Linked DNA regions of Homo sapiens: region 2 is linked to region 1. Evidence: read pairs that join two places in POLR2A ChIA-PET (ENCODE). Cell type or tissue: OCI-LY7. All regions are shown on one strand.

The links. ChIA-PET counts read pairs that join two places held together with the same protein. Peaks named below come from ENCODE experiments on the same cell type or tissue, not always from the same donor. Only the 100,000 strongest peaks of a DNase experiment are listed, where the experiment ranks them.
Region 2: POLR2A ChIA-PET joins it to region 1 with 5 read pairs; 9 of 35 experiments call an interaction of 5 or more read pairs at or near these places.

What each region holds. Positions count from the first base shown.
Region 1 is chr17:4,368,773-4,371,272 of GRCh38, forward strand. No RefSeq gene overlaps it. Among named protein-coding and RNA genes, the nearest start is that of UBE2G1, 3.3 kb to the left of the region's middle. RefSeq lists an enhancer at 975-1,024. In OCI-LY7, a CTCF peak has its summit at 26; DNase peaks (open chromatin) are centred at 489, 1,069 and 1,919; H3K4me3 peaks cover 1,882 bases; H3K27ac peaks cover 2,500 bases.
Region 2 is chr17:4,282,035-4,284,534 of GRCh38, forward strand. UBE2G1 (ubiquitin conjugating enzyme E2 G1) reads right to left here. Exons shown (of 6, transcript NM_003342.5): 5 at 764-887. The coding sequence ends at 801. Among named protein-coding and RNA genes, the nearest start is that of ANKFY1, 19 kb to the left of the region's middle. In OCI-LY7, no CTCF peak of the experiment used is centred here; no DNase peak of the experiment used is centred here.

The DNA.
Region 1 (2,500 bases):
TCAAGTGATCCACCCGCCTCAGCCTCCTAAAGTGATGGAATTGCAGGCATGAGCCACTATGCCCAGCCCAAAATATTTTTTTAATAAACATTTTAAAATTTTAATAAAAATTTTTAAAGCCTGGAGACCCTTATGGAGATTGTGGCAGTAACTAAGACTTGGATTAAGGAGTGTCCATAAAATATTTAGGCCTTGGTGGCCAGGCGAGGTGGCTCACGTCTGTAATCCCCGCACTTTGGGAGGCCGAGGCGGGCAGATCACCTGAGGTCAGGAGTTCGAGGCCAGCCTGACCAACATGGAGAAACCCCGTCTCTATTAAAAATACAAAATTAGGGCCTAGGGCAGTGGTTCACTCCTATAATCCCAGCACTTTGGGAGGCCAAGGCAGGTGGATCACGAGGTCAGGAGGTCAAGACCAGCCTCACCAACATAGTGAAACCCCGTCTCTACTAAAAATACAAAAATTAGCTGGGCGTGGTGGCCAGCTAATAGTAGTCCCAGCTGCTTGGGAGGCTGAGGCAAGAGAATCGCTTGAACCCAGAAGGCAGAGGTTGCAGTGAGCCGAGATCGCACCACTGCACTCCAGCCTGGGCGACAGAGCAAGACTCTGTCTCAAAAAAAAAAAAAAAAAAAAAGGCGAAATTAGCCGGGCGTGATGGTGCATGCCTGTAATCCCAGCTACTTGGGAGGCCGAAGCAGGAGAATTGCTTGAATCCGGGAAGGGGAGGTTGCTGTGAGCTGAGATTGTGCCATTGCACTCCAGCCTGGGCAACAAGAGTGAAACTCCGTCTCAAAAAAAACAAAAAACGAAAAAACAAAGAATATGTAGGCCTTGGTGATCTATGGGATATAGGAAAGAGCAGGGAGCACCACAGGTGACTCTCCTGACCCGGGTGACTGGGTGCCATTGGTATGACAGACCAAGTCCAAGGAGTGGGTCTCGCTTTGTTGGTTAGGCTGGTCTCAAACTGGTCTCAAGCGATCCTCCCGCCTTGGCCTCCCAGAGTGCTGGGATTACACGCGTGAGCCACTGCACCTGGGCCCTCTTGCTTTTGAGGTTAATGCCATCCAGCTGCAGCACTTGCCACTCCCCTTTGGTGCTGTGACCTGCAGACCCATTCATCATGGACTTTTCCTCCTGCCTCAGAGCCCTTCTCTTCATTCTACTCCAGCCCTCCACCTTGGGGACCTAATTACCCACATGAATGACCCGTCCGGTACCCCTGCCTCTCACCACTTGACTTCCTCTCCTTCCCTTCCCACCAGCTGGCCTCTCCGTGTTCCCGTGGGACAGTCTCGCCACCCAAAATTCCACCACACCCCAGTACTTGGTTTCAAGCCACGCACCCTGACCACCATTCCTTATCCTTCCAGCTTACTGGCTTTAGCGTTCACGCCACACAGCTCTTCCACACCAACAAGACCCCATTCTGTGTACCACTTTTTTTTTTCTTTTCTTTTTAAAACAGAGTCTCGCTCTGTCAACCAGGCTGGAGTGCAGTGGTGCGATCTCGGCTCACTGCAGCCTCCGCCTCCCGGGTTCAAGTGATTCTCCTGCCTCAGCCTCCCGAGTAGCTGGGACTATAGGCGCGTGCCACCATGCCTGGCTCTTTTTTTTTGTATTATTGGTAGAGATGGGGTTTCACCATGTTAGCAAGGATGGTCTCAATCTCCTGACCTCGTGATCTGCCCACCTCGGCCTCCCAAAGTGCTGGGATTAGAGGTATGAGCCACCGCGTCCAGCCCTGTTTACCACTTTTTTACTATCTGTCATTTCCTTCCTGTTCTCCTCTTCCTTCTCTTCTGAGCTTAGAGAGTAGTCCATTACTACAACCCTTCTCTTCATACGCCCTCAACAAACTTGGCTGTTTGTCTCCTTCTCTCACCATTTTAGTGCCTGGCTGATCCTCAAGCCTGAATGAACGCTTGCACACCCAACTGTCTAACTATTGCTTTATTTAACAAACATTTACTGAGCAACTGCTATGAGCTAGACACAATCCTAGGACTCAAGGTCTAGGTGTAAACTACACTGACCAGGTTCCTACCTCATGACAGTAACATCTAATGGGACAGAATAGTCAAAAAGTAAACAACAGCCAGGCGTGGTGGCTCACGCCTATAATCCCAGCAATTTGGAAGGCCGAGGTGAGTGGATCACCTGAGGTCAGGAGTTGGAGACCAACCTGGCCAACATGGAGAAACCCTGTCTCTACTAAAAATATAAAAATCAGCCGAGCATGGTGGCACATGCCTTTAATTCCAGCTACTCGGGAGGCTGAGGCACAAGAATCACTTGAACCCGGGAGGCAGAGCTTGCAGTGAGCTGAGATCAGAGTGAGACTCCATCTCAAAAAAAAAAAGAAGTAAACAACTATTAAGGTCAACATTTGTTCAGGCCTGGTAGCTCACGACTGTAGTACCAACACTTAGGGAGGTCGAGGCAGTCAGATCTCTTGAGCCCAAGATTTCGAGACCAACCTAAGCAACAAGGTGAGGC
Region 2 (2,500 bases), 87 kb before region 1:
CCCTATCTGTAAAGACCAAGGAGATAGAAGACCAACTTTTTGTTTGTTTGTTTTTTGTTTTTTTCTGAGATAGAGTCTTGCTCTGTTGTCCAGGCTGTAGTGCCACGGTGCAATCTTGGCTCACTGCAACCTCCGTCTCCCAGGTTCAAGCGATTCTCCTCCCTCAACCTCCTGAGTAGCTGGGATTACAGGCACACGCCACCAGGCCTGGCTAATTTTTGTATTTTTAGTAGAGGGGAGGTTTCACCATGTTGTCCAGGCTAGTCTCAAACCCCTGATCTCAGGTGTTCCACCCGCCTCGGCTTCCCAAAGTGCTGGGATTACAGGCATGAGCCACCACGCCTGGCCAGAAGACCAACCTTAAAGGAATAGGTAGATGACTAATAGTCTTGCCTATACCCTACATAATACAGTATATGAAGATACATTAGTGCCCAAGTGATCAGGATGCTAGATCAAAAAGTCAAACAAAGAAACTAAACTGAAATAACAACCTTATCATTAGAAACTTTACCATCAGTGAAAAGAAACAGACCAGCATACTAACCATATGAATGCAGAATATCTAGTCAAAAACAGCTGGGTGTCTTAGGAGAAAAGCAAGCAGATTATACAGTAGTTTTGAGAACGAGACTACAGGATAATACCATTAAAAAATGAAGTCAATGAAAAAATGTAATTCAAATACCCAAATCACACAATTTCCAAAAACTAATAGGATACTTACAAAAAAACAAAAGTATGATATTTAAAATAAACTTACCCTGAAATAAGTGAAGTTACTAGCTGCTAAATAAATGTCACTCAAAAGCAGTCTCTTGGCTTTTTCTTACACAGCGGGCAACTTTTCTTTTAAATTCTCCATTTCTATCTTCCCTCCATTCTTTCTGTAGATTAAAAAAGCAGTATCAAGTGATTTCATGCAAACTCCCCTTTATAATCTCAAATATTTATTTTAATTTTGAATGTAATCCCTTGGTGATTTGTACACTTCAGAAACATTATAGAGTTGAAAAGGTAGAAAGCAGTTAGACATACTTTTTCAAGACACTACCAGGATATACAGGCAGAAATCTCCTATGCAAATTACCTCTACATTAAAAATTATCTTTAAAAAAGAAAAAGGTCACAAAAGAACATTTACAGTTTTGTATTACACTGAAATAGAAAGCTAAAATATACCAATAAGACATTCAGGCCAGGGGCCGTGGCGCACGTCCATAATCCCAGCAAGCTGGGAGGCCGAGGTGGGCGGATCACGAGGTCGGGAGTTTGAGACCAGCCTGACCAATATGGTGAGAATAAAAGTACAAAAATTAGCCAGGCGTGGTGGCACATGCCTGTAATCCCAGCTACTCAGGAGGCTGAGGCAGGAAAATCGCTTGAACTGGGGAAGTGGAGCTTGCTGTGACCTGAGATGGTGCCACTGCACTGCAGCCTGGACGACAGAGCGAGACTCCATCTCAAAAAAAGACATTCAGTTGGTAATCTGAAGGATTACCAACTCTCCCTATTGGAAACAACCAGAAAATAAACATAAAAGTGTCTGCAACATAAGGTAGATAGGTGGGATGCATCATATTGAGATGATACTAAGTACCATTTCTACTGTAGAGGAAAATATATGACAATTATCACTGTCACTGCCTGACATACAAAAATGGAACAGAACAGTGGGGTAATGAAGGGAGGGGAGGGAAAGGGAAGAGCAGGAGAGAGAGGAGTTGGAGGAGAGAGGAAACAAAGGGAAAAGGGTCTATTAAACAGAGGCCTAGAGAAGCTAAAATTTGGAAATGGCAAATCTGAGAAGAGCCTGAATAAAAAGTGGGGCTGAGGCCATGCACAGTGGCTCACGCCTATAATCTCAGCACTTTGGGAGGCCGAGGCAGGACCTCAGGATCACCTGAGGTCAGGACTTCAAGACCAGCCTGGCCAACATGATGAAACCCCATCTCAACTAAAAGATACAAAAATTAGCTGGACGTGGTGGTGCATGCCTGTAGTCCCAGCTACTTGGGAAGCTGAGGTGGGAGAATCGCTTGAACCTGAGAGGCAGACGTTGCAGTGAGGCAATATCGTGACACTGCACTCCAGCCTGAGCGACAGAGCGAGACTCCGTCTCTCAAAAAAAAAAAAAAAAGAGGGCCTGAAAATAGAGATTAATTGAAAGTCTGTATACTCAACATTTTCCCTCACCTATATCCAAAATTTTAACTTTCCCAAAATAATAATATATAAACTTTATATAAATATACTGAAGAATACTATAATTAGAACCGCTAGGCTGGGTGTGGTGGCTCACATCTGTAATCTCAGCACTTTGGGAGGCAGAGGCAGGTGGATCACCTGAGGTCAAGAGTTTAAGACCAGACTGGCCAACATGGTGAAACCCCATCTCTACTAAAAATACAAAAAATTTAGCCAGGCATGGTGGCACGTGCCTATAATCCCTGTTACTCAGGAGGCTGAGGTGAGAGAATCACTTGAACTCGGGAGGCAA